Regions from separate parts of the Mus musculus genome. Here all the other regions are linked to region 2. Evidence: chromatin loops called from intact Hi-C (ENCODE). Cell type or tissue: left cerebral cortex. All regions are shown on one strand. Each heading gives the region's core, and the rest is flanking DNA. Links, peaks and the distances in the headings are about the cores only. Region 1 overlaps Gm29822 (a long non-coding RNA gene). Region 2 has its middle 100 kb from the start of Gm28497. Region 3 has its middle 29 kb from the start of Gm29822.

Region 1 (11,356 bases), core at 3,114-8,113, 450 kb after region 2:
GCAGGAATCGGTTGCATTTTGCCATTCTCCGCAGGAGATCAGCGAACAGTATATGACCAAGGGTTTATAGCCCCGGGGTCACTCATCTCTGTGTTAATAGTTTTGACAACAGGGAGAAGCAGAGTATGGACAGAGTCTCCATACGAACGACCACTCTTTCTCGATAGATTTTATTGATAATGCATTTCAAAGGGATTCCTTCAAGAGCTCACATGGCTTCTTTATTGTCTTTATTTTCCATGCTTGTGGAAAATTATATTGTTTTTTGTTCTCCTATGAAGTTTTTTTTTTTTTTTTTTTTTGACAGGGTCTGTTCATATATTCTTAGCTATCCTCAACCTCCATATGTAAACCAGGCTAGCCATGAACTCACAGAGATCCTACTGACTCTTCCTCCTAATTGATGGAAATAAAAGTGTGCACCACCATGCCTAGATACTTATGTGGCTATTTCATTGGAGATATATTATTCAAAAGATGGGAGAAACTGAGACTTATATGATTAAATAAAGGTCAGAATGAAATGCTTAGTATTAAATAACACCAGGCTTTCTTAACACAACCAATGTATCTTTATTGTCAAAAAATTAGAAGGCATGTTTAGATGTTAAAAATACATTCTCACCATTCCATATGGCTGTCATTAAAATCTTCTCGCACATTGTTTTAAAATACAAGTTTCTGGTGGAATAATAGATACTATTATTTACTACATATGTTTCAGTTTTATAAAATATTAGGTACTATGAGAAGGAGAATACAAAAACAACGAATTTATAATTTGCCTTAATATTTAGCATGACCGAAGTATCTACTTTTATAAATTCATTTCAAACAAAGACTTTTCAGCTGTTATAGAACAATTTCCATTGTTTCAGATTTTTGATCAATGCTGACATTTAATTCAGCAACTGTAGTTAATGCAAACATTCTTTATTAATTTCCAAATTCTGTTCAATACACACATGCCACTTTCAGTGTAATGACATGATACTTTGCTCAGTGTTGTGTGGTAAATAATTGCTTGTCCAATTTATGTAGAGCATGGCATTCAACCATTTGTCGCCAAAGCTCTGCACTCTCAGCTGAGTCACCGAGAGTCCTGGCATCTGAGCCTGTTTGTTCAGAGCCCAACTTGAAGATTTATCAAGATGAATAAAAATCCCATGAATCCTTACCTATAAAACAGAGTGGAAGAAAAAGAAACATAAATGTTAATGAAATTGAATTTTTCTTTTGCACAGCTAATTATGAAAGTAATTATAATTAAACCGGAAGGTACTTTTGCTAGTTGAATCTATTATGATTGTGGTCATGTATTTCTGTTTTAAATCATTAAGTTGATAGTTTTTCAGTGAGTCATTTCTTCAGCGGAAACTCAGTGGATCCATGTGGATTGTTGGCTTACAGCAGCATTTTGAGATATCCAACAAAAGGTCTTTATACCCTTAAAATGTCCAACCTCGATTTATCCTAATTTCTCCACTTCACTTCTCTCATAGATCACGGAACCAGTAGAGAATGGATTTCCGATAATAATAACTTTGGCTTTAAAAACAGTTTTGTTTCAAATCATTTGTGTTATTCTGGTAGCCCCTAGACCTGTTGAGTCACCCAACTCCAAGTTTGTATTATGAGGGTCATCCGAGGAACTAAGGAGGAAACATGATAGAGTATATGAATCATTTCTGTCTGATCTTTTCTGTTTGAAATAATTAGGTGCTGTAGAGATCTTGTTCCCATGTGGAAGAGGAATGCACACACAAGGGAAAGATAGGAAGTATCTTTTTTGTTTGTCTGTTTTGTTTTGTTTTTGTTTTTGTTTTGTTTTGGCTGGGACAGAACAGTTCATTTTCACATGGAGAAGGTACCCGTGTTCCCACTTTATTTTCTCAAATAAAGAAGTTCCAGAGACCAGATGCAATCATGTAAGCACATTTTATAATGGAAGCAAGGATCCAGTTGGGCCTCCTAATTCTGTTTTTATGTGCGTACGGTGAGAAGGCACCAACAAACATACAATGTCCTTTTGCGTTCTTTCAGCGATCTTATTTAACTAGTAAAGAAATTTTGAATGGATTGTAGCCCCTTTCCAGTGCTGATTATATTTTAGCAGTCTCTTCTTTAACAGGGAGGGTGCAATGTCTCACTTAAACCTACAAAATGGGAGGTTCTGATACAGTTAAAACGAGTTTCCGAGGCTCCTTAATGAAGAAGTAATCCAGTTTGATGGATGTCTTTATTTCTCTCTTAATCACAGCATGAAAGATTAGCAGCACATGTGTCAGTCTCTTCTTGAGTTAATTACTCAGAAGTTAGACACAAATGCAAGGGTTTACTTTAATTTATTGCTTTGAATTTCAATAAACTTAGGAGAGACAGCATGAGAAACCCCTGTTCGATTCTCAAAAACGTAAGGAATGTTACAGAAGGCTTTCTGTTATAGTTGCCTTCAGGTTTATGTTTTCTGCCAAAGCAACATACATATAATATATACATAAACATAGATAATGTATAACATATACATAAACATATATAGCATATAACAATACGTCAGATAATTGGATTCTCAATATCCTGTTCTTAGCTGTAGTCATTACCTAACGGTTCAAAGAAATAGTGAAGCACTTTTAGATTAATGGTACAGTAGTTATCACAAACTAAAGAAAAGCCTATGTCCTTACACATACATTGATTCACTATTGTAAATGTTATTCATGCCTGTTCCCTTGTACTTGTGTGGGAACAATTTTTGTATTTAAGACAAGATTGCTTTTTTACTTCTCATTGATGTTAACCCTGATGTGATTCAACTCTGAAAAATCCATAATGACCAGGCAGGAGAGTGGTCTTGTGGGTGGGACGTTATTAATTCTCCAGGCAACAGTACATAAATTTAATAAAAAATATGTCTGTAACCAGCTTTTCTAGCATTGTAAATATTTCCATTTGAAATAGAAGAGTATATTTTTATTTGTTTTATTTTTTTTTAAAAGCTTCATTCCTTTATCTATAAGTACCTGACTCCGTGGAAGTAGGAGGAACGCACCCAACACAGTGCATCAATCTGGAGAAGATAGACTGGCAGATAGAGAGCGAGATAGATGGATAGAAAGGCATCCTCGGCATCCAATGAATATGAACTTTACTTCTCATTGGGGTGGAATTTCAGCTACTTGATTGATACCATGGGGACAATTATTTATACAGCTGAGTACAGTCACAGGAATTTAAGTTTGGGTAAATTTAATTGTCTTCTTCATTAACTCTGGTTCCTTAGTTCAATAAGCATAGAGCTTTTAAATTTTAAAGGGTAGATTAAACAAAGCAGAAGGAAATTCATATGCAGAAGCCCTCAAACTTTCAAACAGCACCAACTGTCTCCTGTTAGTAAAAAATGATAACACTTATTTATTTCAGCTTATAGGAGATCCTCTGTGAAAAAGAACCCCAAACACTTAAAAATACAGGATGGGTAGCTGATCACATTTTTCACTGAAGGGGAGGGGGAGAGAAAGGTGCTGCTAATGGTGGTGATGGTGATGATGGTGGTGATGGTGACAGTGGTGATGGTGGTGGTGGTAGCAAAGGTGGTGGGTTGTGATGGTGGCAATGCGTGGTGGGTAGTGATGGTGGTGGTGGTGGTGGTGGTGGTGGTGGTGATGATGGTGGTGAAGATGTTGATGCAGTGTGTATAGATGAAAGAGAAGTCACTTTCTGACTTCTTTTAGAGCAGGTAAATTCTAACACAATGGTGTGATGAAATTAATTTGTATAGTCCAAAGGTCTGCTTGACAATGTCATTTGGCTTTGGGTAGGCAGCTTCTTTACCCCTTTCCTAGTTATTCTTTGAACAAAAGCAGCTCTGTTGCTCAATTTATGATTTAGAGGATATGAGTGTGACACTCTGGGTACTGCAGCTTGAGTATTGGCACAGCCATCTTGGTCATTCAAGAGTGACACAATATTACAGAGTTAGATTGTCAGATTCATTCACATTCAACATCCTTGAGCTGCAAGAAGTCAAACAAATGACTCTTTCTCTGAAGACGACTCTAAACTGTACAGTACAGTTTCCTTAAAACCAAGATGTCACGTGACAGAAGACAACGCTTCACTTTGTTCCTCAGATTATAAGGGGTTATCCAGTGAAGAAGACGAGCTTTTGCTTCTAAGATAAACGAGGCTGAGAAATTAAATGGAACGTTATAAATACCAACTGCTCATAAAGTTGCATATGCAGGGTGGGGTTCTTACAATGGGTGTACAGACAGGGACTTGACTGAAGGCTTATGTTAGAACAGTGTTAATGATAGACACCTTGATTTTAAAATAAATACATATTTCAGAGAAAAATAAGAAAGACTGATGCCTATTGCTCTGTCGTCAGCCCCAGTTTTGTGTTTGTAGGGTCCTCTGTTACTGTGTAGCCTTAAATAATATGATCCTGCAAAATAAGTGAATATTCAGCACTGGGACCTGCTCTTAAGGGAGCATTGTTTAAAATTCCTAAATTTGTTATAGACATTACAACTTAATTTTTAGTGTCTCTGTCTTGTGCATGTGTGTTCACACACGTGCATACATCTGGAGGTCAGAGGACAAGTAGACTTTTTTTCCTTCTGACACCATGGAGACAATTATTTATGCAACAGTGTCTTGTTGGTCTCAGGGATTAAACTCAGGTCCTCAGACTAAGCATCTAGCATCTTCACAAGCTGAATCATGTCATCAGCCCAACATTTCTAATATAAAACATTAAAAAGTAAAACCAACCTAACAAATAATAATAATAATAATAAACCTTTAGCTCATATATACTGCATAAAATAGTAAGTGTCAGGAAACCATAAAATATTTATAATTAGAGAAATTTTGTTATGTGAAAAGCATGGTCATTTGAAAATGTGGCTATGTGTGGCTGGGGAGTGGCTCAGGGGTTAAGAGGCTATGAACCTGTTGGTCTCAACCTCTCGCAGGGAGGGGAGGTCAAATGACTCTTTCACAGGGGTCACCTAAGGCCATGGAAAAACAGATATTTATATCATAATTCATAACAGTAGTAATGTTGCAGTAGCAACAAAATAATTTTATGGCTGAGGTCACCACACACGAGGAATTGTATTAAAGAGATGCAGCATTAGGAAGGTTGCGAACCATTGGATTAGAGAGGACCTGAGTTCAATTCTCAATCACGTGGCTCCCAACTCTCTGTAACTCCCGTTCCAAGGGATCTGATGCCCTCTTCTGGCTGCAGAGGCACAAGGCACTGACATGACAGATGTTTATGCAGTCAAAAATACCAAATTATTTGTATAATTTTTTTTTGTAGTTCATGGATGTTGAATATGAATCTGAGAGTCTGACTTTTTAATAAATATTTATTTATGTGCACATGCAAACATAGAACATATTTATGTACACTCTCTAAAGGGGTTTTGTAAATCTTATGTATTTCATTTTAATTTGTTGCCACTGTTATATTAGCTAATGGCTATGAGGGAAAAAAATAGTAGATTTTCAATAATTACTCGTTGAAGTTTCACCAAAATTGCTTGTTGTTATACACACTTCAAAATAATGCTCAGTGTTTGAGAGCATTTCCAGTTATTTTCAGGTAACGTAATTAATTTTAAAGGCATGTTACTTCTATTATCACATTTTTGTGCTAATGGGACTCAGCATGTCTATCCACAATGTGAAGAAATGTTTTAACTGATAATCCTAGACCAAACGAGGCTCAGCAGGTGAAAGCATTTGACTTGGAAGCCTGATCCTGGATCCAATCTCTGGGACTCATGTAAAGAGGAGAGGGGGGAAACGGACTCCACAGAGCTGTCCTCTGACCTAGATAATAACACTGCTTTTTTTTTTTTTTTTAAGAAAAGAAAAGAAACGAAAAGAAAGGAAAAGAACGTCATTATTGTTAGATTTAAGTAACATCTATTGGCCTTTCCAAATTTATTTCTAGTGTGGGGGAGGGAGGAATGAAGAAAGCTTAGTTGAAGTCAATGCCATAAACCATCTTACATCCTCATTTTCCTTATGTGTTCCATGTCATTTTGTAAGTGGCAATGCTAATCTTCTCAGATAACTTAGGTGCGAACAGTAAATTTCAGTGTGTTAGGGGCCAGACACTTACAAAGCTTCTGAAACAGCATAGGGACTGAGGTCACCTGACTCTGCCTAGTCACATCTGGTAGCAAACACAGCCACTGCCACCTAACAGCTTAAGCGGAAAGGCTAATTTGCAAGGAGTCCCTGGCAGGTTTTCTCCAATGGCCTCTTTAGAAAAGTAGCTGCAAGAGATGTGATCCATTGTAGATCTTACTTAGAAACTTGAGCTCTACTAAAGCAAGTACAATATCTAGCTATCTAGCAAGACACACTATCGAGCTGGCTAAAAATAAGTGAATGGTCAAATTCAGGTAAATATTTTAATATTCAGTTAACAGAAATGATCATACTCAGGTACGTGGGTTTGGCTGAGCTGAGGTAGGTCATGTGTTCCAATGTGTACCACCCCACACATTAGTTGCACAATGGCTTTTACCCCTACAAAATTCAGGCACACACAGTGTCCAGGACAGATGGAGGTCAGGGGATGACTTGAGGATGTCAGGAAGCTCCAGTGAACCTTGGGAGGCCAGACTGAAGTGAGTCCTGAGGCATGGTGGCTGCCACCTTCAAGTGTGTGCTGGTAAGCTCAGCATTTGGGAGGCAGAAGCAGGAAGCTTACAAATTTGAGGCTAGCCTGGGATAGATAGAGAGCTTGGGGCCAGTCTGCGCTATGTGGTACTATCCCATCCAAAAGCAGGAGGTGGCAGGAAGAGTGGGGGAGGGAAGCAATAAGAAAACTTTGTATTGAAAAATGGACCATATTCATCTTGCGTTTTTCCCCACATGACCTTCTTAGCCACAGTGTACTGTTTGTCCCCCTCAGACTGCAATGCCCAGCCCTTGACATTTCAGGTACTGCTGTTTTAAATACTTCATTATTTTCTATTTTTTAAATGAAAGTTTTATTCACATAGTATGTTTTGTTCATGTCTTGCTGCTCCTCCAGCTCTTCCTGCCTACACACCCAACTTCATGTATGTTTTCTGTCTTACAACAACAGTAAATTAAAAAAAAAAAACAGTAATACAAAAGATGCTGAAACAAAACAAAAGCAAAACCAACTACTTGGAGGGTTTGCGTGTGTGTGTCTCTGTGTGTGCGTGTGTGTCAGTGGGGTATGTGTATGTATGTGTATGTGTGTGTGTATGTGTTTGTGTGTGTGACAGGCGTGTATGTGGGTGCATGTATATGTGTGTGGTGTGTGTTGTGGTGTATGTATGTGAAGTGTATGTGTGATGTGTGGTGTGTGTGTGTGATATGTTGTTTTGGTGTGTGTTGTGTATGTTGTGGTATATATGTTGTGTGTGGTATCTGTTTTGGTGTGTGTTGTGTAGTGTGTGTGTATTGTGGTGTGTGATGTGTAGTGTTTGTGTGTGATGTGTGTATGTGTGTGTGTATGTATGTGGGTAGTGATGATGATGGTGGTGGTGGTCAGCTACTCCCAGGCATGGGGTCTGTCCTGGACTGTGACTGAGGGACCTAGTGACACTCCATTGGAGAGAACTGTTTTTCCTTTCAAAGAAACTATCGATGGCTTCTTGGTTAGGGGTGGAACTCTGCCTGTACATCCCCTTTCAATGCTGGGATTTTCTCTGACTGAAACCTGTGAGGGACTTGTGCATGCTGCCACAGTGTCTGTGAGGTCATATGTGCCCAGCCCTTTTGTGTCTAGAAGACACTGTTAGAATCATCCACATGTCTCTTAAAATCTTTTAGACTTCTCTGTAGGTTCCTGAGCTTTGAGAACAGGAGTCTGATGAAGACATCTCATTTAGGATCGAGTGCTCCTACGTCTCTCACTCTCTGCACATTGTCCAATTGTGGCTCTGATGTTAGTTCTTATCTACTGCACACAAAAAAGTATCTCTCTTATGGGAATTGGGCAAGGTACTGACCTATGCATATAGAAATATGTCATTAGGAGTCATTTTGTAGATATATTTCTTTAGCAGAACAGTAGTTGCATATTTGCCCCTGCGCCTGAGATCCATCTAGTCTCAGATTCTTGGCCACTTTATCAGAGTCCATCTCATAGTGTAGGCCTTTTATCCTGGACAGACACCCAAATGACTACATCTTATCACAAAGATACTTGCTCATCCATGTTCATTTGTTGTAGTATTCATGATAGACAGAAAATAAAAACAGCTTTGATTCCATTAATTGATGAACAGGTAACGAATATGAGGTCTGTTTATACAATAAACTATTATTCAGCTATTAAAAAATTAAAATTTACAGGTAAATGGATAGGGCTGGAAACAGTCAACCTGAGTCACGTAACCCAGACTCCAAAAGACAAATGGTGCATATTTTCTTCTCTATGCAGATACTAACTTTTAGATTTTCCATTATGTATGGACAATCCAGATGACCACAGAACTTAGACACATGGATGGGACAGGGGGCTAAGAGGATCTACCAAGGGATAAGAAACCCTCCAGCAGTTATAAAGTGATTCTAGTGGAATTCCAAATAATGGGGGAGATGGAGTCACAACTGGCCATCTCTTGTTACCAAGCAAAACTTCTAGTACCTAGCCTGGGCTACATCCAAATGAGTTATTGGCCAAAGTGGTCCCATGCAAACTTCTAAACAACACAGGACGCTGCCAAGGCAATAGATTGCTCATCACACACTAAAAGCAAGGCTCCATTACCTCATTGAAGAAGGAAAAGGTGAGCTGGTGTCTCATAGATTCTCCACCTAAGTGTTCCAGTGTCTTTAGTATGGGAATGTACATTTCAGGGTACCAGAAGAGAAACAACCATCAAACCAGACATACAACTATTGGTTTATGGTCTGTACTGCCTTCAAAATCTGCTAGGGCAATGGTGGCACAAAGCAGGTGGAGTAACCAACCAATGTCCAATTTGACTTAAGGCCCACTTTACAAGGTGGAACCCATATCTGGCCTGATATAGTTTGGGTGACAAACAATCAGAAACTAGATAGCCAGGAGACCTGGGATAAAACTAAATACTCCTGGTCTAGAAAAATAACATACCAATACATTATTCCTAATGATATTCAGCTATATGTATAGATCAATACCTTAATCAGCCATCACCAGGAAAGCTTCTTCTGCATCAGTGAGGACAAATACAGAGACCCATAGCTAGAAATTACTGACAGAGAGAGAGAGAGAGAGAGAGAGAGAGAGAGAGAGAGAGAGAGAGAGAGATTGGAACACACAGCTCTAATTGGGATGTTTCCATCAAATCCTTTCCCTCAGAGCTCAGAAAACTTTGTGGAAGAGGAGGTGGAAAGAGTGTAAGAGCCAGAGAGGATGAAGAACCAGGAGAACAAGGCCCTGTGAATCAACTGAGCAAAGCTCGTGTGAACTCACAGACTAAGGCAGCAAGCATAGAGCCTACACACGTCTGCACCAGGTCCTCTGCTTATAGATTAAGGCTTTCAGTTTAGTATTTTTAAGGGATTCCTGAATGTGTGAATGAGTGGGTCTCTGAGTCTCATAAGGTCTCTTGAGGTTCTTTTTCTTTTGTTGGATTTCCTTGTTCAACTTCGACGTGACGGCATTTGTTTTGTCTTATTATATTTTGTTTTGTTAATCTTCAATTGTTTTCTCTAGAAGCCCCTTATTTTCTAATGAGAGACAGAAAGACCATGGAACTGGATGGGAGGGGAGGTAGGGAGGAGCTGGGAGGAGTAGAGGGAGGGGACACTGTAATTAGGATTTATTGTACATCTTACTGGGTCCATGGTCAAAAGAAGTCTTATGGCCCCTCCAAACATTGCAGGCAATATATTGTCAAGGCTGTTGGCTGCTCTCCGCAGCCTGAGGTAAGAACCTGTAACCGAGGACAGCATTTGCTTGTGTTATTGAACATAGAGAAGTCAAGCTGGTGACCAGCTAGGCTTTACCCATACTGATTAGCACTCACGGCTCTGGCAGGTACTTTCAACATTACCAACCTAGAAACAGAGTAGATATCATCAATATCACCCAGCTACAAATCCTGCAAAGCACAATAATGATCTGCTTGTAAGATATGCTGGTGCAGTAATGCCCCAAACACTATGAGAGTAACCAACTGCCCCCTCCTCCTTTTTTTTTTTTTTTTGAAAATTTCCTTATTCTCACATCCTATGTGTTGGGTAGATACTGAAGAGCCAGCAAAACATTGGTTAAACAGGCAGAGTTAAATAGAAGGTAGGTAGCAGATGGAGCCCATGCAGGTCGAACAATCTCAAACTCAAGAGAGTTCTGGTGAGAAGAGCTAGCAGAGATTCTAGGCAATCAGGCAGGCCATTTTAGGTCCACGGTGTTTAGAAGAAAGTTTCAAGTGTTAGCAGAGAGTTGGAGGGCTAAATGAGCTCTTTATTTCTTGAATATCTAGCATCCTGGCTGAATACTGTGGCTCAGGCTCTACTCCTGATAAGTAATCCAGCTTGAGGTCAAAGATAAGACTTTGCTCTGAACTTAAGGAAGGCATTACTAATAGCTTTCTATCTGTCACCAAAGATTTGTCCTCAAATCAAATTCTATAAGTCAAAACCTAGTTGGTTGTTGAAAATGACTCACAAACTATTTAGGGATAGGAACAAAGTTAGAACCTGTTTTCAACTTGAAGTCTAAGACCTTTGATACCATGTTCAGAATGAACCAAAAATGAAGACTATCATGTTTAATATTGATTTTTGACAAATTCAACTGTTACTAGCATTTCATAACTATGAATAGAACTAATAATTACTGTCAGATTATTGAGATATTGTGAAACAATTCAATCACATGGGTAGCAAAATATGCATGTGTTTGTCTTTGGAAATACTAATAATTAACTGATTTTCTGAATGCTGTCTATGTCTGTCCTTCTGACTATATAGATCAGGAAATTCAGAGCAGGAAAATTCCATTTTAAGAAAATTATTTAATACAAAATATTTTCATGTATAAATCACATAGATAAAAATTCCTTTTTTTCTTTTTCAAAATTTGACATTAAAAATGCTAAAGATTTTTGGTCATCTTTTAAATGTTGTTATTAATTGTCCTAATTATGAAGTTCTTTGAATCAATAGTTTACATAAAATAAATTTGTATTTTATTAGACAATCTGGCCATTAATTCAAAGGTATTGATCTTCTCTCTGGTAATAATTGCATCTGTAATAGTCCTATTATTGCTTTATAACCTTTAATGTGAGCATTGACATCTTGTTCCACACATGAAATCTTTTTATTCTTGGAATTATTTTACCACAGTCTTGCA
Region 2 (11,356 bases), core at 3,807-8,806:
TTATTCTTTTGTTTCTGATTCAGTATGAGACAAGACCTTTAAGGAATAAGATGGAGCGTGGTATTAGAGGAAATCGATTATCCCACTCTGGCTTCTGCATGCACTGCCAGTGGATGTATCTCCAATCACCCACATTTGCACAAATACAGAGAAAACCTTTCTGTGGCCCTTTAGAAATCACATAATCAAACAGAGAATATTTTGTTTCCTAATTCTTCACAGGCTCCCAGTTACAGGTTAAACTTGCTCCCTTTTAAAAACCTTACTGTCATCAATGGAATGTCACAGGCAGGCTATGGGGTTTATACAGAGTAGAAGTTTACTTAGCTCATGATTCTGAGCACCAGAAGTACTTGCATCTGGTAAAGACCTTTTTGACCATTATAACCAGTGAAGGTATGAATGACAATGTCCCCTAAAGTCTCTGGCAATTATCATTTGGTCCCCAGTTCATGACTCTATTTTGGGAGGCTCACATGGGCAATGTTGCTGCAGGAAGTACACCACTGGGAGTGGGATTTAAAATTAGGATCCACACCCCACTTGTAGCTCTTTCTGCTTTCTGTTTGTATTGGAAAATGTGAGCTCTCAGCTTCCTGCTCCAGCGGCCATCATTCTGCTTGCTGCAATGTTTCCCTGCCATGATGAACTCTTATTACCCCACCCCACCCCACTCCCGGACTGGTGAAGCAAAATAGTGTCTTCCTTCTCATAAGTTGCCTTGGCCATGGTGTCCTATCACAGCAACAGGAAAGTAACTAATACATAGCCCAACAGGGAGTGTCACACTAGACAGCAAGCAAGTGACAAGAAAATACAATATAAATAAGGCTACTATGAACATAGTGGAGCAGTTGGAACATCTTCTGGATATATGCCCAGGAGAGGTATTGTGGGATCCTCCGGTAGTACTATGCCCAATTTTCTGAGGAACCACCAGACTGATTTCCAGAGTGGTTGTACAAGCTTGCAATTCCACCAACAATAGAAGAGTGTTCCTCTTTCTCCACATCCTTGCCAGCATCTGCTGTCACCTGAATTTTTGATTTTGGCCATTCTGGCTGGTGTGAGGTGGAATCTCAGGGTTGTTTTGATTTGAACTTCCCTGATGATTAAGGATGCTGAACATTTTTTCAGGTGCTTCTAGGCCATTCGGTATTCCTCACATGAGAATTCTTTGTTTAGCTCTGAGCCCCATTTTTAATGGGGTTATTTGATTTTCTGGAGTCCACCTTCTTGAGTTCTTTATATATATTGGATATTAGTCCCTTATCTGATTTAGGATAGGTAAAGATCCTTTCCCAGTCTGTTGGTGACCTTTTTGATTTATTGACAGTGTCTTTTGCCTTACAGAAGCTTTGCAATTTTATGAGGTTCCATTTGTCAATTCTCGATCTTACAGCACAAGCCATTGCCTTTCTATTCAGGAATTTTTTCCCTGTGCCCATATCTTCTAGGCTTTTCCCCAAGAACCCAGATGCTCCTCAACAGAGGAATGGATACAGAAAATGTGGTACATTTACACAATGGAGTACTACTCAGCTATTAAAAAGAATGAATTTATGAAATTCCTAGGCATATGGATGGACCTGTGGGGCATCATCCTGAGTGAGGTAACCCAATCACAAAAGAACTCACATGATATGCACTCCCTGATAAGTTGATATTAGCCCAGAAACTTAGAATACCCAAGATACAAGATACAATTTGCAGAACACATGAAACTGAAGAAGAACAAAGACCAAAGTGTGGACACTTTGCCCCTTCTTAGAATTGGGAACAAAACACCCATGGAAGGAATTACAGAGACAAAGTTTGGAGCTGAGATGAAAGGATAGACCATCTAGAGACTGCCATACCCGGGGATCCATCCCATAATCAGCCTCCAAACGCTGACACCATTGCACACACTAGCAAGATTTTGCTGAAAGGACCCAGATATAGCTGTCTCTTGTGAGGCTATGCCGGGGCCTAGCAAACACAGAAGTGGATGCTCACAGTCAGCTATTGGATGGATCACAGGGTCCCCAATGGAGGAGCTAGAGAAAGTACCCAAGGAGCTGAAGGGGTCTGCAACCCTATGGAACAACAATATGAATTAACCAGTACCCCACCGGAGCTCGTGTATCTAGCTGCATATGTATCAGAAGAGGGCCTAGTAGGCCATCAGTGGAAAGAGAGGGTCATTGGTCTTCAAACTTTATATACCTCAGTACAGGGGAATGCCAGGGCCATTAAGTGGGAGTGGGTGAGTAGGGGAGTGGGGGCGGGGAGGGTCCGGGGGACTTTTGGGATAGCATTGGAGATGTAAATGAAGAAAATACCCAATTAAAATAAAATAAAATAAATAAAAGTAAAATAAAATATAATAAAACTACTACTTTTCCTCAAGGGAGCTCTTTCAACGGACTTCTGATATTTATAACACCTGGTTCAAAGAACACAATTCTAAACCTCTGAGAAATTACTGGCACAGATCTTCCCAGCTCTTCAGAAGACGGAGGTCAAAGGCCCCCAGTGCCTATGGAGTTCATTCAAGGTAAATTTAGGCAAATTAATTATACTGTGTTTCCAAACTAAATGGAGGGCAGGAATTAGCATTCAGGGATCCCCAGTACTGATGAGCAAAACAAACGCTGGGGAAAACTGACAGACCTTAATTCACATAGTAGCAAAACTACACAGCTAGAAATTCTAGGAATTTTGTGTGATTTCAGTGGCTTCCATATGAGTCAGACTACTGACTATATCGCTGGAAGCTTCTGCTGATTTTAGACCGTCAAAGCGATTCAAAAAGTTGTATTAAACTGTAGTCTTTTTTTCAATGACTGTTATCTATCTGTCTCTAATGGAAGCAATTTTAAGGTATTGCCCCATTCAGTGCCTGTAGATCTCATAGCTTTGTACTAGGAAAGATACTATCATTAAAAGGAAAAAAATTGTAAAATCTAACACATCAGTGTAGCACTTAAAATCATTATTAACTACATCAGCACAAAACATAAGATGAAGCAAAATATCACAGAAAAATAAATACACATAGGCTTGGGTGGGTTGTGTGACTTCACAGTGAAACTTTGGAGGCCTCTGCCATTGGATTTTTAGGAAGATATTACTGGTGTTGGAGACGTTTGTACTTACAGCATTACCAGTGTCCAATGGGAGTTGAGTTATTTAACGATTTATTTTACTTTTTGTACTTAGGTGCAGTGTTTGTGTGTGTGTGTGTGTGTGTGTGTGTGTGTGTGTGTGTGTGTGTGTGTATCTGTCCCACAGAGTCCAGACGAGGGAGTTGGAAACCCCAGAGCTAGAGTTACAGGCATTTGTGAGCCTCCCAATATGCATGTTAGAAACTGAACTCACATCTCAGAAAGAGCAGCCAGCTCTTGTAACTTCTAACCACCTCGAAATGTGGCCCTAAATACATTTCATAAAAGTGTTTCAAGATGATCTACTCAAATAGTTCTGTAAAAAAAAGTTTTATTGTATTAGAATTTTCAAGTATCCATTGATTGTCCATACAACTTAATATAGAAAGTTAGATCCAACTTTGATCTCACAGTGCAATCTTGAGGTTTCCATTTTAAAACCGAGATCCCTAATATTCATAAACTATATGATAAAGCCCAGCACTGGTAGCACATGCCTTTAATCCCAGCACTTGGGAGGCAGAGGCAGGCAGATTTCTGAGTTTGAAGCCAGCCTGGTCTACAGAGTGAGTTCCAGGACAACCAGGGTTACACAGAGAAACCCTGTCTTGAAAAACAAAACATAAAACAAAACAAAAAACCTTTATGATATTAGAACTTGAAGGAGATAAACTTAGATACAAATAAATCCTAAAATAATATAAAGTCTATTTATGAAAATAAACTATAGTCCTAAAGTTACTTCATTTGTCTTCCTTCCCTCCTATTTATTATATTCCAAACATGACATTATGGAAGGTGTTTAAAGTATACATTAGTGTTTGTTTGCATATAAGCCTACAGGATGAAAATGAGTTCAGAGGTAAAGCAATTCTATTACACACAAATTACTTCCCTGATGTTTTGTCCAGATTTTAACTCTTTTAATGCTTAAAATTTAAACAAGCAATAAATACTAAAGGATTAAAAACAATTAAGCTCTTCCAAAATAGAAAGTTAAATTATTTTCCTCCAAATGTACAGGTCTTACTCATCAAGAAGTGTGTATTCATCCAGAGATGTTCCGTTTCCTATGGTAGTTTTGAGAGGTTTTATTGAACTATAACACACAGGGAAAAGTACACAATTCGAAAGTAGACAGCTGAGAAATTATTGTAAAGTGAACACACCCATATATTTCTTACCCGAGTTAAGAGATGAAATAGTGAAGTCACCCTTGTAGGATTTTTCCTGCCTCCCCCAGCTGTTAACCTCTTTTAGTTTAACAGAGAAAAGTACTTCCCTGAATCTTAAAGTCATTGGCCAGTTCACCTGCATAAATGGAATCATAAAAATGTGTTCTGTGGTACAACTTACAATTTACATTGCAACTCCAAGATGTATCTGTTATGGATAACTACCCGTAAACCGGTAATTTCATTGCCAGGAAATTTCTAACATATTGAAACAATGAAGTGATATGTGTACAGAGTAGACTCTCTCTTAAATTATAACATGTTCCCATTCATTTTACTGCTGGTGGATACTAGGAGTTTTTCAGTGTAGTACTATCATATATAATACTGTCCAAAATACATGGCTGAAGCATTGTGTTACCAACTTACATTGAGTACTTATCTAGAGGTATAAATGACTGATATTTACACAGCAGAACAATTGCTAGACTATGTTTTTTTCATTCCACTTTAGAAAACAGTGTTAAGTTTTATAAGTTCTACAAATGATATCACAAACAAGACATGAATATGGGAGTTGCATGAGTTCTTACAGTTCTTGACAGCATCATCTGATTTTTTTTTGTTTAAGTGCACTTTGATGTTTTTATGCATCTCATTGTAATTTCAAAGTTTCTTTCCCAAACAAAGAATTTTTTTTGTGAATATTGGCTTTTTGAATTATAGTGTTGGGAATTCCTGTTCTATAGTGTCTATTTAAAACCTGGGTTGTCTGTTGTTACCTTGCTACAAGTTTACAGGATCATATACAGATTTTTATGTTTGCATGAAAACATGATGCATCTTTTATGATTCTCCAAATGATACCTTTGGATGATCAGAAGTTTTTCTATCCAGCTGGACCACAGTAAATCAACATCATTGACAAAAATACATAAAAGCATCAGCTACCTAGAAGTAATTGAATTCAACATTAGACATTCAATTTAAACTCTCTAGAAGTTTGAATAGATCATCAAAAGAAAATTTTAAAGAATCTCATTTTAAAATTTATAAATGCAAGGCCTTGTCACTGTTATAGCACAGAAGATTCAATATTACTAAGGCATCAGCTCATCCCAATAGGTCCATATCATATTGTATCATATCATATATCATATCATATATCATATCATATATCATATCATATATCATATCATATATCATATCATATATCATATCATATATCATATCATATCATATTCAATGAATCATAAAGTTTTAAATTAGTAAGGTTTTGGTGTTAGATTGTAATTGATGAATTTAAAAACTGATTTGGAAATACAAATAATCAAGAATATCCAGGGTAATCTTGATGAAATAAAAAAAACTAAGGCTGTACAGAATAGCCAGCTTTATAATAAAGCTAATATATGTAGGGCAATGTCATATCCACACAAGGACAGGAAATCTGACCAATGGAACAGAATAGAGAATCCAGAAGAAGAGCCACAGACATGTGCAAACTTGATTTATGATAATGCAATAACCTGAGAGGAAAAATATCCTTTTGGTAAGTTGCGTTAGACCAACCGGCTGAAAACTAAGTGAATACCCACTATTCTGAGTCCCACCTCCCTGGCCCCCCTCCCCCCTCTTTTTTTTTTTCTGTGTAACATTCTCAAAGGCCACAACTATGTTCTTACCAAGACTATGAAGGTTCCCAGACTGTAGCACAAATGACTTACGTTCGGTATTTACTCCATTTTTTTTAACTGTCCGTGATTCACCGAGGGCTCTGTGAACAAATGTAATCACACTAACCCACCAATAGAGTGGAAGGTTGCCTCTGAGTTTAAGGTAAAGGCTGACCGAGTCAACAGGGCGAGGCCTTTTATGATCTGTGTGCAGAAGAGGTCGGAGAACACAGGCAGTAGAATCACTGAAATAGCCTTCTAGAAAAAGCAGGAGAAGCCCAAGCAGCCAGAAGCCAGCCTCGGGCTGGTATCACAGAATGCTAAACCCAGAAGCAATATGCTGACTACAAGTGAAGTGTTCTCAACATCTACGCTGATTAAATTACAGCCAACTGCCAGAGATTGACTAAATTGTGTCATCAAGGAATTCTGGAGTATTGAATGCTGTGTGGTATTTAAATAAATGGGTCATCTGCTGGGGTGCAGAGATCTCATTAAAGCTCTTCACTGGAATGGTATTTTTGTAACAGGATTGGACTTTTATTATATACCCAGGCAATTCAGCTAGTGCTGTCTTTCTTGAATAAAACGACTTCCTTTCTCCAACAGTATAAATCCTCTTTCTTCTCTCCCAAGAACCACCTCAAGTCCCATTTTCTTCCTGAATATGCCTCATGAAACCCCAGTCCATATTGACGAAAACTGTCCTCAAAGGTCCGGGTTGCCTTTTGTTGCATGTGGTTTTCCAGGATTCCTTCATTGTTCCAGGCCCTTTGTGTCATGTACACATCAAGTTTCCAAAAGTTTACTATGATGGAGATTCGATGGGAATATACCTTGTACTTTTTTTTCCATTACAGTTTATTCATTTATTAGAACCAGGAGCTTGTACACATGTCAACCTGTGGACATCAGAGAAAAAATTGCAGAAGTCTACTCTGTTCTTCCAATATCTGGGCCCCAAAAGTACAATCCAGGTCATTAGACTTGACAGCAATCCCCTTTACCCACTGAGGCATCTCACCAACTCTACCTTGCTTCATTTTCTTTACTTACTTTTCTCCTGTGCCAGACACTTCAGTGTCATATTTAATCTCAGCTACTCACCAAAGTAAGTGTTAACATCTCTGTTTATCAGATAAGCGTGTGGGATTTCAGAGTTAGCCTATCATAGGTCTTACCTCATTACACATCTGCTTACATGTGCACTGGAATTCAAACTTAACTTTATTCCAAATCAATGCAGTGCTGTGTCCTCTCAGACTCCCCTGTGTGCATCACTGTGCACAAGTCTGGCTTCAGTCATTTGAATGTGCAAAGCCAGCAACAGCACAGGAGCAGAAGGGAAGTCCATGGGGTTTAGGAACTGGATACCAGTGCTCTAGTGATGGTTCTACTATTTCCTTTTCTGTAGAGTACATACACAGTCTATCCAACCACTAAAAGAGGCTTCTAGAGGAAGCCTAGTTGAATCATGTTCCACATCTAAAGCTTCGATCAATCTTGGATTGAAAGTTTCCAAGAAAAAGAAAATTGTCTCCAGACAAAAAAGTGCACCGTTTCCCCCTGTCACTGGTCTGTAAATTACATGGTATTTACATATAACCTACATGATATCAAGAGATAACTGAAAGCAAATGATGGGCATAGCTAAATTATAAGCAAATCCATCATTAAATGTATATGGCTTAGGCATCTGTGGACTTGGGCATCAAGGAGAGTACTGGAACCAAACCTCTACTAATCTCAAGGGAGAGTCAAACTTAATGCAATCCCTTTCTCTGAATTACTCTAACACATGAGCTTTAGGAAAGAAATAATAACCTGGGTATGAAGCTGGCATCTGCCAGTTCTGAGCCCTGTGACACCAAGGTATTAAATTTCTCTCAGCCCTACTGCCTCATCTGTAAAATGTATTAATGATCACCAACTCTCTGGACCATTAGTAGAAGTCAATGAATTTATATGTGTAGAGATGTGGGTTTTTTTTTATTTATTTCATGTATGTGAGTACACTGTACCTATCTTCAGACACACCAGAAGAGGACATTGGATCCCATTACAGATGGTTGTGAGCCACCATGTGGTTGCTGGGAATTGAACTCAGGACCTCTGGAAGAGCAGTCAGTGCTCTTAACTGCTGAGCCATCTCTCTATCCCATGTTTGGAGTTTTAAGCCTTCACATCATCATTATATTTCTGTACACACTGTTTCTGGATTAATAGAAAATGGGCATTTGTGCTCTAAGTCTGTCAAAGATTCTGAATAAGCACAATCATTTAAAAAAGATTCCAAGATATAAAAATACAATTTTAATCAACTTTAGACTCAATGTCTACTATATACTAGGCCCAATTTGAGAATTTTTCACAGTATAATTCTTAGCCAAACAGTCAAGAAAAATTTGTAAATTATCAAAGGACATTAGTCTTCTCCAGCATTGATTAGAAAATAATTTCATCATATAAAGTTGATGGAGCCAGTTATTTCTGTCTCATCACAAAATGTGGTAAAATTATGATCACGTGGTAAAATAAAAACTTTGGACTCAATTTATGAAGATAGATATCTATTAAATTTCCTGTGCATGAGCTGAAATGATGAAGAAAAACATAATTCTTATTTGTTTTCTTACTTGTGCCTGCATTTAAATAATGAACCAACTTTAGATATATCTAGAGCCAACAGAACTGTCTCGCATAAAAACAGTGGGGAAAGATTTTTATTTCTCTTGCTGAAAATATTTAAAACAATTATTCACGAGACAGATGACATCTAGAAGTGATCTCGTGTTAGCATGTTCTGAAACACTGATGCAGACATCTCCAACTGAGGTTGGCAAAGCTTCTCATATCTGACAGTACAATATGGACTCTCTAAAGGAAGAAAGATGCCAATATTTTCAAATCCTTCAAAACAAACTGAGAGCATAGAAAGTAGACAGATCTGGCCAAGTTAAGCTTTATTCCAAAAACATATTTTTCCAGGAAACCCATCTGAATGCTGATCTATCAAGTCAAGTACAGCTGTTCCTGGGGGTGGGGATGGGGAAGTGGAAGAGGAAGAACAGCAGGAGTTAAATTTGATGTTCATTAACACGAAGGGACATTTCTTGCCCCATTTAACTAATATCTTAGTTGGTACAGTGTAACAAACACTGTTTAGTTGTTAAAATCTATTATACCTGCTTTAAATTGCAACTCCATATAGCCAGAAGCTCAATAGTTGGTAAAATTCAATTTGAGTTGCCAGAGGTTGTTAATGGGTAGTATTTCTATTTATTCTCTTAATTGTCCGTTATCTAAATTATCACTGTGATGAAATCTTATGTTTACTACATTCCCACATAATCAGAATGTCTAAATAATTTTCCTTGTAAGTATAATGATGTCCATAAAAAGGGCCCATAAAACTCTTTAGGGACAGGTTTTAGAGTTGTTTGTGTGTGGTTATTATTATTATCTTCATTGGTGTTTATATCTACCACATTTAATCTCAAAATAAATAATTCTACTTAAACTTTGACAACATTAACAAAAATATAAAAATAACAAGCCAAAATTTATCATTGCTAAGCACAGAGTGGACTCTTAGAGTGTGGGTGCATACTTACTGACTACCAGCTCAAATTTAGCCTGCAGATGCCTTTAGAAACTTTCAGTTTGTTTATATAGTGGATTACATTGATGGATTTCCGTATATTAAACCATCCCTGCATCCCTGGAATGAAGCCTACTTGGTCATGATGGATGATTGTTTTGATGTGTTCTTGGATTCGGTTAGCAAGAATTTTATTGAGTATTTTTGCATCGATATTCATAAGGGAAATTGGTCTGAAGTTCTCTATCTTTGTTGGGTTTTTATGTGGTTTAGGTATCAGAGTAATTGTGGCTTCATAGAATTAATTGGGTAGAGTACCTTCTGTTTCTAAGAACTCACATGATATGTACTCACTGATAAGTGGATATTAGCCCAGAAACTTAGAATACCCAAGGTACAATTTGCAAAACACATGAAACTTAAGAAGAACAAAGACCAAAGTGTGGACACTTCGCCCCTTCTTAGAATTGGGAACAAAACACCCATTGAAGGAGTTACACAGACAAAGTTTGGAGCTGAGACGAAAGGATGGACCATCTAAAGACTGCCATACCCAGGGATCCATCCCATAATCAGCCTCCAAACACTGACACCATTGCACACACTAGCAAGATTTTGCTGAAAGGAGCCTGATATAGCTGTCTCTTGTGAGGCTATGCCGGGGCCTAGCAAACACAGAAGTGGATGCTCACAGTCAGTCAGCTATTGGATGGAACACAGAGCCCCCAATGGAGGAGCTAGAGAAAGTATCCAAGGAGCTAAAGGGGTCTGCAACCCTATAGGTGGAACAACAATATGAACTAACCAGTACTCCCCAGAGCTCATGTTTCTAGCTGCATATGTATCAGAAGATGGCCTAGTCGGCCATCATTTGGGAAGAGAAGCCCCTTGGTCTTGCAAACTTTATATGCTTCAGTACAGGGGAACACCAGAGCCAAGAAGTAGGAGTGGGTAGGTAGGGGAGCAGGGGGGGGGGGTCGTATAGGGGACTTTCAGGATAACATTTGAAATGTAAATGAAGAAAATACCTAATAAAAATTGGGGAAAAAAAAAAAAGAAACTTTCCGAACATAGCACTTCGGTCTGAATATAGCTCTGTAGTAAGTGTGTTATGCTTATGATATAACATTGAAATTTCCTTCTTAAAATTAGTTATAGGGCTTATGATGTAATAGCTACGGTAAAATGCAAACAATGAATTCTTTAAGTGTGATTATTTTCATATCCATAATTTCCAGCAGAGGTCTCTAGAGAGCAACCAAAGTTATGGAAATAAGGAATATGGGTGCAGAAATTTAAATAGAAATTTTAACTCTTCAGCTTAATGTGGGCTTTCTTTTCACCCACGCCCCTTTCTCTTTTGATGTCTCTGAGCCTTCATCAGATAAAAGGCTGTCTAAAAAACTGATCAGAATAGACACAAGAGAACAGGTTAATCTCAAGTGCACCGGTGTAATGTGTCACAAAACAGACAATGTAATTATCTCAGCAGCCTGTTTAACCAGCTAATTCGGCAGCTTTGCATACCAGGGGTGAGCTCATCTGTTCACGATACTCTACTCCCAGCCAGGGATTTTTCACCCAGCTCACTAGGTTTTACAAAAGCTTGTGAAAGCTTGAGGACTGAGTGTTTCCTTGAATGAGGTTTAACAGCTTTTTGCAATCTTCTATTTATCAGGAAGCAACGGACTAACAAAGAGAATAAACTGCAGATCGGCATTGTATAGTTCCTCCCCCCACCCAAAAAAAAAATGA
Region 3 (11,356 bases), core at 4,228-9,227, 430 kb after region 2:
AGAATAATATGCTGCAGTGTTTCCACTGTATAGAAGATTATTTTTAAGTTACAGAGTGATGTTTAATCATTAGATGTTTTTCTTCATATACTATCAATGTAATCTATTTTGAGCAGTTTTTGACACCTATAGTACATGGTGTAATCTTTCTGTGAGATTATTTCTCAATTACCCATAGATAGACATAGATATAGGTACAGCATAGGTATTACAGGACATACATATGACATACATATGTGGAATATATGTATATATATATATATATATATATATATATATATATATATATATATGTATATATATGGTGTTGGATAAAAGATATTGATGCGGACTCAGAGGGAGCCTGTAGAGTACCCATCATTAACACAATAGCCTTAAAGTTTACTCTGAGCTCATGATCCTATGAGATGACACCTTTATTGAAATTTCCATTTTAGTGATACATGACTGGATGAAGCACTTTAAACAGGAATATGCTTGAACTGGTCAGCTTGGGTAAACCATGTGTCTTTGCGTAGGGAATTGACTTGGTATTCTGAAATCAGCCAAAGAAACTGTAATGGTTAATCTGCATTGTTAATCTGACTGGATTTAGAACCACTCAGGAGACATACCTTTGGGCTCTGTGAGGAAGTTTCCAGAAAGTTAAGTAAGAGAAGACCTACTCTGAATTTGGCTTGGACCCTCTAATGGACAGGAACTCTAGACTGTTCTTAGCTTTATAGCTAGAGATGGAAGAAAGATCTAAATGTGCACTTTGGAGAGAAAACATTTGTGAGTGGCAAGTTTAAGAAGATAGTCAAGATTGATGCAGAGAGAGCAGCTAGATTTATTAAAGAGATAAGTGCTTCTCAAGAGAAACTGTGTGCACATCACTAAGACAATAGAAAAAGTGTCCCAAAGGCAGAGCCACACCCATCAAAGGCTCCAGCTCTTGAAGAAGACAACTTATTTACTAAAAAGGAGAAAGTATGAAACTATCTTTAAAGGAATTCCTTAGATGAAATGCCCAATAGTGGAGAAAGGGAATTTGTAGAGTCTACCTCCAGTAGAAAGATAGGTCATCAAGTGGAGGGATGGGGTTGCCATTCCACAATCAAAAACACTAACCCAGAATTGTTCCTGTCTAAAAGAACTGCAGGGACAAAATTGGAGAAGAGACTGAGGGAAAGGAGTCCCAGTCCAATTTGGGATCCATCTCAAGGGGAGGCTCCAAGGCCTGACACTATTACTGATACTATGGTGTGCTTACAGACAGGAGCCTAGCATGTCTGTCCTCTGAGAGACCCAACAAGCAGCTGACTGAGACAGAAGCAGATACTTACACCCAACCAATGGACTGAAGTCGGGGAACCCTGTGGTTGAATTAGGGAAAGTTTGGAAGAAGTTGAGGAAGAGGGTGACCCCATAGGAAGACCTGCAGTCTCAACTAACTGGAAGCCCTGAGATCTCTCAGACACTGAACCACTCATTGGGCAGCATACACTAGCTGATATAAGGCCCCAACATATATAGAGCAGAGGGCTGCCTGGTATGGTCTCAGTGAGAGAAGATGCACCTTATGCTCGAGGGAATTGAGGCCCTAGGGAGTGGGGGCGCCTGGCAGGGTGGGATGGGATGATGTGGGGTGTGGAGGGGGGAGAGTTGTGGGGGTAGGGTCATTTTCTTAGAGACAGGGAAGGAGGAATGGGATGAGGAACTGTCGGAGGGTGGACCAGGAGGAGGATAATGACTGGACTGTGAAAAAAAGATTAAAATAATAATAGTAATAATAATAACAATAATAATAATAACTTCAACACATGAGCTTGTGGGTACATTTCAGACTCAAACCATACCTAAAAATGGTTAAAATGGCAAACTTCATCACGTGTCTTTTCCAACAATAAAAAATTTTAAATTCAGAAAGAAAAAAAAAAAAAAGGAATTCCTGCCTCAAAAGCAGCCATCTAAGGAAGTGATTGCCCATACTTGGCTTCCAAGTCTCGAGATTCAGTAGATATGGTAGAAGTGGGTTGCAGAACTTGGCAACAAAATCCATGGGGTGCTGGTTTCTAAATCAGACAATATCTTAGAGCTATGTTATCAAAGATGCTTGCACTAAGGTTCCAGAAAACTGCCAGTGCCAGGCTATGTGTGACAGGGTCAGATTCCTACAAGAAGACCCTGAAAAGTTATTCCACGGTGCTGTGAAAGTCCATAACGAAGACCTGAAGGAAAACTTCAGGCACATAGGGAAGTTGAACTTGAAGAGCTTGGCCACATGTGTTGCATGTACCAGAACTAGAGGGATGGGGCTCAGGTGATGTTACCACAACCCCTCTGTGTGGACACAGAGCAGTAGGGTCTAGAGTTATCCCTGCTAGGCTTTGGCCTTTCTTTGGCCCCATCTGCTTTGCCATCCCCCAACTCCACCTTTTCCTTTGGAATGGAAATGTTTATTTTGGGCCGTGGTATGTTTTGAAGTATGTAATTTGTATTTTGATTTTATAGAAGATCGCAATTAAGAGTCTGTCTTAAGGGCTGAGGAAATGGTTCAGGGACGGAAGTGCCTGTGGATACAAGCAGGAGGCCCTGAGTTTGAGTCACCATCATTTATATAAACAGCTGGTACAGAGGTACATATTTGTCATCTCAGAGCTAAGAGGCAGAGATGAGAAAATCCCAAAGGATTCCTCAGCCAGTATAAAAAAAATAATCAGTGAAACTCCAAGGTTAGTAACAAAGCCTGTCTTAAAAATAATGTGAAGAGTGATTGAGGAAGACATGTAATGTTGACTTCTGACCTCTAAATGTGCACACATGGGCCTATACCCCTAGACAAACACATATAAACTACCCCCTTACACACATCCAATCTCATACACACACACACACATGTTGTATTGATACTTTGGACATTGGACTTTAATGAGCACATATGTGTGTCTATGTGTGAGTGATTTATGTGAATGCTGGTACCTACAGAATTCAGAGACAGGTGTTGCACGTGGCAGTAGGCTGCTCAAAAAGGTGCTGGGAACTGAACTCTGGTCTTCTGCAAGAACAGTACTTTCTCTCAACTGTTGGGGCATCTGTCCAGTCTGAAAAGTTGCTTATTTTCTGGCTTTCTGCTTACTTGTTTTGTTTTGCTTTGCTTTGTGTTGTTTTTGTTTCGTCAATACTGGGGGAATATAGGGGTCCGCATGTGCTGGCCAACCACTCTACCATGGAGTGATATTTCTAGCCCAACGATGAGCTTTTGAACAATGTCAGAACTGTACAGACTTTGGATACCCTTACAGATGTGCTAAGTGCATTCACATGTTGGTATGGTATTGATTCTTTGAAGACCAAGGTGTGAGTGTTGTGTTTAGGGCTGTCCCCAAGGAAGAGTATTTTTCCTGTTCTCAGCATTCCTCAGTTGCCTAGAGTTCTTTGCCTAGGGTGGAGACCCTTATGAGATTTCCCCTCTTTCATGTTAGCATGTCTATTTATATTTAAGCAACCATGTTGATGTGGCTTTATTTCATGTTTTTAGGAAATAAAACAAAAGCACAGAAACTCAGTTTCTATGGCTTTATAGTCTTTCTACCCCTCTTCTACTACAGAGTGAATGGGTTTTATTTCTTTTGTTTTATAATTAATCAATCAGTCCATTATTTCATTTTTATAATTAACAAAAGAAAAGAAAATGCCCAGAAGTAGCATTATGAGACAAATGACCCAAAACAAAATCCAAACACCAAAACCAAACCACACCAAACCAAACCAAACCAAAAATCCCTCCCAAAATACCACTGAGTAAACTTTGTGTTAGCCATCTACTGCTCTTATATGTGGTTTCTATGCCCAGTGAAACTCTATTGGAGGAAACTGATTTTCCATTTTAAGCTGTTATCAATTGGAGATAACTTCTGGCTTAAGGATAGGGGCTTGTGTCTATTTTGCTCTCAGCCCTGGGACCCCATCGGGCACAGACCTTGCAGGCTGGGTGCAGGTTGTCACAGTTTCTGAGTTCAAATGCTTATCAGTCTTGTATCTGGAAGGTGTTGTTTGCTTGGTGTCCTCCATATATATGTGTGTGTGTGTGTGTGTGTGTGTGTGTGTGTGTGTGTGTATATATATATATATATGCCATGAATTTGAGAGAGAGAGCAGGAGATGGTGTATAAGAAGGTTTGGAGGAAGGAAAGGCAAAGGGTAAAGATGTAATTATATTTTAATTAAAAAAATAAAAGACATTTAAAACATGATGTATTTGGATAGATGTCAAGTTGACAAAGGATGGATTTACAATGATTAATCTTATCCTCTTGTCTGAATTTAGAATCACCTAGTACTCTGAATGTTTCTGTGAGGGAATTTTCAGATCCACCATAAATATGAGTAGCTGGATCCTCTACTATAAATACAAGATGAGCAGCTATGTCATGCTTAAGCCCCTTGTTTCATCTTTGTGCCTTGAATGCCTGTTCCTTGGAAGGAAGGGGTGATGGATGCCACTGGAGCAGCCTTCTTACAGTGGTGAGAGACCAGGTTCTTGAAAACAGCTATGCTCTCTGCTGCCCCTGCTGGTCTGGAGGACCACGGTTATTTTGCATTCTTTGTTATATAAGCCTACATCAAATTCTAAATATGAAGATGTTACAGTAAGCTATTAGAATTCTGAACTGCCCAGAAGAGTACACCACATTTGATTAAGGTGTGAAGCATAGTCCAATAAGGAACTGCATCTGTGACACATCTGGTTGTACCTTACTGCCAGCAACTGATCTCTGCCAATTTCAAGATGCATGGAGAAGGAACAAAGAATAGTGTAAGAGGAATTAAATAGAAAAAGAGTAAGAATCGTTACCTGTCTAAGCATTACTTTTAAAAACTGACCTGAGTGAAGACTAGGCAGAAGCCCAGTTCACTCCTACACAAGGTGTTCATCTCTGCACACCTTGGCTCCTTCCAGAGGCTTCCTTCTTACAATTTCTGTCTCCTTACTGGAAAATTGTTCTGGAGTGTCTATAACCCACCTGGTTCCACTTTGTAAGAAGGATCACAAGGACTAATACCCTTCATGGTCAACTTCTACCAAACCACTGACAGAGTAGAGGATTTACATATGTCCCCAACATTGCCTAGCAGAATAGACCTACTGTCAGTTCTGTTCTTTGGGATAGAGCCAAAGTTACCCTCAAAGCGACTACGGTTGCTCATAGATGGTTGTGCCACCGTCCCCTTGCTTTCCCTGTCCTGCAATGGACTTCTGTAAGCCACACTTACTTGAGTTCGCATCTTTCTGGGGACTCCAACTTACGACTGAGAGATATTAATAATTTTTACATTATCCTCAGAAAACAGTAGGCAGAAATGGAGAAAGTGTCTAGCATCCTCTTCCAGCTTCTTAAATTTAAGCTTATTATGCTGACCTACCTGTCTCAGACGTGCTTAGAAAGAAAATGGACTCTCTTTTGGATAGCAGGTTCATTTTGGAAGTTTGTAATGTGAGTCTGGACGTCAGGAGAGAGGTCAGACCCAGGGATGTATTGAATTAAAATAAGCAGGGTTGTAAACTTATATGAATTATACTGTATGAATTATGCTGATTTACTTTTCTATGAACTACTGGCCATTCTCACCTAATTTTAAGATTCAATACAGCTGTAAGTTTCATTAAATGTTTATGATCCTATTAAGGGGTATATTTTTAGCTTTAATAAAAGGAAGTTGATAAAGCTTCATTATCTGTCGTTTGAGAGGAAGAATAAAAAAAAAATTCTAAGATCTAGAAAGTGAGTCTATAATATGTCATTGTAAATCTTCTATTCCCCAAGCCTTTGTCTGTCTCTGACATCAAAGATAAATGACTATCACTGGAATTAATATCTCTTAAATATATCATGATTCTTCAACATTATTACCAAAAGGCTGTTATGAAAACTTCACTAAAATAGAATTTGATTTTCTTTCTATGAACTGTAAGGGTGACTGATATTGCAGTGCCTGTACTGGCAATGTCTTCTATAGTAACTCGGCGGGCTTTCTTAAAGGGCTAAAATTACTTCAAGTGTGGAAAGGAAAATTACAAAATTTAGTGACAAAATTATTCTAGCTCTCTTTCTTTTTATTTTTTCAGTTTGAAGACCACAGTCATTTAAATCACTTTACTAACCAAGGTTAGTGTCACTTTAGGCTCTGAATCTTTGCTTTCAAAAGACAGAAGCAAAGGTTGCAAAATAATACAACTCAATTGGCACAAGGGGAGCTTAAGAAACAACCTCAGGCTCTTTGAATTACTCATTTCTCCTACCGGCGGCAGAAGATAATTTTACTGCGAGTCCGTTGCATTACCGTGAATAACAAGCATAATTCCTCTAGAACTGCGCGTCTATGCAGAGGCCCCCTTTGCAGTTGCTATGGAGCTCCTCCCTATGGCTGACTTTACCAAGGCTCGCTCACTTTGGGTTAGAAGGAAGTGCGTCTGAAAGATGTCAGGAGACTGCCTGTGTGGTCTGGAACCGGACAAGAAAATGAAACCAAATACCCAAAGCCTCAGTTACTGGTGAAGACTCTACCCTACGCATGCTAATGAGGATGGCGCTAGAAAAGAAATATTGCTTCCGATGTAAAAAGATAAAACTTCTGGAAGGGTGCGATTTTTAATTTCAAATTTAGATGATGAGTTGGAGGCATTCCAGCTCTAAACAATGCTGACCAGTCTTCTGTCTGAGGTATCTGATCCTTTCTTTTAGAAATTATGCCATCAGAGGCAAAACTGCAAGATAATTCTAGGACAGGGACTTATCCTATGTGCCTGAAACATTTGGGCATTTTAAAAAATGCTTTTGTTACTGTTTCCCATTACTAAGGGCTTGTCTTTAGGCCATGAGCACAACTCATGGAAGACAACAGTCACAAGCTGCTGAAAATACAAATAGAATGTCCTGCGAGCTGGTGGCCTCTACCCTGCATTCATGTTAAGCGCACGTTCACGTTTTTTCCACGTCCTCTATTAATGTTTTAGTACATGTGTGTTGGGAACTGACCTCCAGTCCTTTCTTGTGTGCCAAGGACCCATTGATCCATCTCCAAAGTCTTCTATTTATTCTAGAATTGGTCTCATTTCTATTTTTTTGCAATGGAGGTAAGGCATGAGTGAATATGAAAATAGAACACAAATCATAAAAGATGAGAAACAATGGACACCGTCTCCGTTTCACAGGTCTGTGTTTGTGGCAGGTATTTAAAATGCACATTAACAGAGCATACACACTCCAATTTGTGATCCCGGCTCCTCCTCCCTGCTTTCTGACAATGTCTGTGCAGCCACACCAATTATAATGACACTCCTTGTAATTTTATTTGAAAATTAACATATTCACTTTCTGAAATGTACCTGTGCTTGTATTTAAAGCCAGACATGTTAACTGTACGTGGTTCATGTCCCCCACCTCTTCCTCAAGAGGGTGAGCCCCCATTGAGGCAGTAGCAATCTGTCATCACAGCATATTAAGATGCTTCTGTGGAGTAAACTCTTGTTAGGAAGGTGGTTTATTATTTTTAAAAGGTCGAAGAACAGACAAGAAACTGACCCTTTTGTCTGAGATCATCAGTTTTTCATGATATGAGTGTCCCTCCATTCTACCAGCTCCTGTCCGCAAATACATAATCTCACAATTGAAGCTTATAATGCACAATAGAAATTTCTTTCCACGTTCTCTTTGAGTTCTGATTTTAATATGAATAACAGATGTAGGAGAGGATATGGGTTTGGTTATAATTACAGCTATCACACATTTCAAATGCTGTAGATTTTCCAGAATTTTAAATTCTGGAAAATAGATTTCTCTATCTTCCAGGACTTCTAGTTTACCCTACTCATGCTGATTTTTATCAACAAACTCTAGGTTTTGAAAACATTTTCTTTATAGTACTTGGGACTTTCATTAAGCCCATGATTTGACTTGAAACAGTGCACGTTTTATCCAGGGTAATTAGCAAAATAGCATTGAGGTAAATTAGCAAAATAAGGGACCACAGAAGGCTGCTGTATGCCTTTATCAAAGACAGTGTTACCAGGATGAGAGGGATGTATCATCACTGTAAGGAGTGAGAAAGGAAAACTAAAGGAGCCATGTGCTTCTCCTTCTACACAGACACGTATCTACAGTTGAGAACAATTTTAGAACCTGTGCACTGTTGATCTTATTGTCTTTCTGCCCAAAAAGAGAAAGAAGAAAGTTTTATTCATCAGAAATTCTGTGTTTTGTATATGCTACTGTCACATGTGTTTGCCAGAATGTGTTGCCTAATTAAAAGATATTTTCCTGCCACATGTCTTGCCTTTTATCAATTCTGTACCTAAATGTGTGCATCCATGTGTGTGTGTGTGTGTGTGTGTGTGTGTGTGTGTGTGTGTGTGCCCGCATACACATTATTTGGGGTATATGTGTTATATGTGTGATGGTGTATGCTGTGTGTGTATGTGATGTGAACATGTGTGTATGCAGGTTTTGGTGCATGTGTGTGTGTGATATGTTTGTGTGTGTTTGCACCTGTGTGATGTATCTGTGTACATGTGTGATGCACATATGAGTGTTCATGAGATGTGTGTATGTGACACAAGTGTGTGTGTATGTGTGTGTACTTGAAACAGCTACATCCTAGAAGCACAAACTGTTAAAAGAGGTATATTTAAATTTACTAAATATTAAACTCACGAAAATAATGGTCAGAAAGTGCTGAAGTTAATGTAAGTAATCTTGAAGAGTTTTGATCGAAACCACTGATCGTCTACAAAAGCATTACTAAAAATAATCTTAACTAGCTGGCCGTTCGGTGTATGTAGGACATTTCTCCTATGAGAGATTAAAGGAGGCACTGAATTCAATGAATTCCAAAGTCATTTCCCACCTTGACCTTAGAAGCGCTCCTTCTCTCAATGTTTCCAGTTAGACAAGCAATAAGGATAAAGGGACACGCTCCTCTGCTTCTTCTCTCAATGTTTCCAGTTAGACAAGCAATAAGGATAAAGGGACACGCTCCTCTTGATATTTGTCAAAATGTAATATACTTTCAAGGGGCATGCATTAAATTAATCTGGCTTCTATCTCTCTCTCTCTGTATCTCTCTCTCTCCCCCTCTTCTCCTCCTGTCCCCTCTCCCTCATTACCTAGTGGCCAGAGTAATTGGAAAATGATTAATAAACAAGCTGGAATGAACGTGAGACATGAGGAGCAAGTGTGACCCAGGATGCTCTGGATGAGGGAAGTCACTAATGGAGTATCTCAGGAAAGGTATGAGAATCCTCAGTTTAAGATAAACCAATCTTTTACTAAGAAGGGTGAGGCCATGTTATGTGCTGAGAAGATGTAGTTCCTCCCAAAAGATCTGTAGAATGTCCAGAGTTTTTGTTTGCTTGTTTGTTCTTTGTTTTGTTTTGTTTTGATGAAACTGAAGGGAATTAGAAACCAGGCAAGGCAGGACATGACTGCAATCACTTGGCTGAACTCTAGGTTGGCTTTCTTGGGCTCTAGGGGAGGTTTGCTATCTTCGTGTTTGGAGTATTTCATCTGGAGGGCGTGGATGACGATAATACCTAACCTCATGGGATGGCTGTGGTGATGGAGTGCATTTAAACATAGTTTCCTGGCATAAATGGAGTGCTCAAAGACAATACTACTCAGCATAGGAAAGTATTAGGGAAGCCTTGTTCATAGAGAGAGGGATAGAATATATTCATCTGGTGCAAAGGATGAAGCTGAACCAGGACATATTCATCTGAAAATCTCTCTAGAAAGCATAGAGTTTTACAAATCTGGTTTTGCTCACTGGTGGTCTCAGGCAGTAAAAAAGTAAAGTTACCAGGTAAACTGTCCCTACAGGCTGTCCCTACAGTCTACATACTGGTCAGGAGATAATAACTGTACTAAAAGAACAAACTACTGTGAGAAGTTGGTGGAACCTCCTAGAAAAATTATTGACAAGACTAGATTTTAAATTGGTAAGACATAAGAAGAAAGGTCACTTGCTTAAATATTATGATGATCTTGCTTGTCAGGGTAGTGCCAGAGCTGCTAAATCGAAAATGAACTGTGATGAGAGAAAAATGTTAAGATTAACACAAAATTTAAAATAAGGAACAGAGTTTCTACAGAGGCAGAATTAATCTCTGAGATGCACGTTCTTTGGCCAAGGCTATTAATAAGTGAACTTTTGAAGCTTGTTCCTGAAAGATGCTATTTAGTAGGAAGTGGTCCAAGGACTGGAACTCCTGACTCAGGGGGCTCAGTTATTGGAATTTTGAGAGTTAACCTGGAATAGCCTTGAGCATGGTATGTCAGTAAATGAAGGTCGCTTCTGTCTAAGGGTAAACCATGATAGCAGTAGGAGGAAATAGGGCTGCAGAGATGCCTGATCTGTGTTCTAGATGAAGAACAGTGAATCCATGAGGTTTTGGAATCCCAGAGGAACACAAGCTGTCCCTTAATGCTTCAGGGCAAGCTACGTGAAGCACGCATTGACATTTCGTATAATAGTAGGCAGAGTCTTGCCTATTAAAACTTCGGAAAAGCATGCCCAGAACTGAAAATTTGTCAGAGGCAGCCCGGTGGGGTAGCAACAGACGGAGAAAAATGTTTTGACATCAGCCATGTGAGAGCAAGTGGAAGTGTCTCTGTGTTGGGTTAGTTTCACACACAATATCAGGCAGTTGATTTTAGTGACTCTTAGGATCATACTGGCAGATTTTAGTGCAGTGAATTGAAATCAAGAAGCAATTATGATTACTACAACCTTAAGGGGACAGTCACACGTTTGTGCTTGAGTGTTGAGACTATGGAATGAAATCTGACCCTCTAGATATGAGCAAGTATGTTTGAGAATCCATCACTGAAGGAACTCAAATTCCCCTATTGATGAATGCTCAATGATACTGCCTACAGTGTACCTTTTCTTTTCCCTAAAGGAACATTTAACCCAGATCCATCATGGACATATAACTCTGTAAGATAATATGAATTAATTAATTATGAAAAATGAAATCGAAACATTGCAATCACTCCAAATATATTTCACATCCAAAGCTCCTATTACAAAATATGCTTGAAAATGTGTGTGTGTGCAGTTGATTGCAATATAGGGTAAAAACCCACTGAACCTAGCATGGAATTGAATCTTAATGTTACTTTTCATTCTTGGTACACCTTTTATACATTGAATATGATGATACTTACCCAGTACCATAAAATAAACACATTATGGAGGCCACTGAAGGTGGAGACATACTTCTTAGCTTAAGGAGGAAAGTGTGCCTAAACCCAGGGAGTCTCATAAGAATATGGTACAGCCTAGTGTGTAGGTGTATCGCCATCGCTCCAGCGCC

What was found. A loop is a pair of places that touch in the nucleus more often than their neighbours do. Peaks named below come from ENCODE experiments on the same cell type or tissue, not always from the same donor. Only the 100,000 strongest peaks of a DNase experiment are listed, where the experiment ranks them.
Region 1: it touches region 2 in a loop (3-fold over the local background); 7 of 42 quality-filtered maps call a loop at or near these places.
Region 3: it touches region 2 in a loop (3-fold over the local background); 7 of 42 quality-filtered maps call a loop at or near these places.

The regions. Positions count from the first base shown.
Region 1 is chr1:69,770,566-69,781,921 of GRCm38, forward strand. It overlaps Gm29822 (a long non-coding RNA gene), which reads right to left. Exons shown (of 3, transcript XR_373478.2): 3 at 554-1,178. Among named protein-coding and RNA genes, the nearest start is that of Gm29822, 11 kb to the right of the region's middle. In left cerebral cortex, for the core only: a CTCF peak has its summit at 5,257 (motif pointing left); a DNase peak (open chromatin) is centred at 5,222.
Region 2 is chr1:69,320,742-69,332,097 of GRCm38, forward strand. No RefSeq gene overlaps it. Among named protein-coding and RNA genes, the nearest start is that of Gm28497, 100 kb to the right of the region's middle. In left cerebral cortex, for the core only: no CTCF peak of the experiment used is centred there; a DNase peak (open chromatin) is centred at 6,384.
Region 3 is chr1:69,753,322-69,764,677 of GRCm38, forward strand. No RefSeq gene overlaps it. Among named protein-coding and RNA genes, the nearest start is that of Gm29822, 29 kb to the right of the region's middle. In left cerebral cortex, for the core only: CTCF peaks have their summits at 4,554 and 6,358; a DNase peak (open chromatin) is centred at 6,420; H3K4me3 peaks cover 587 bases.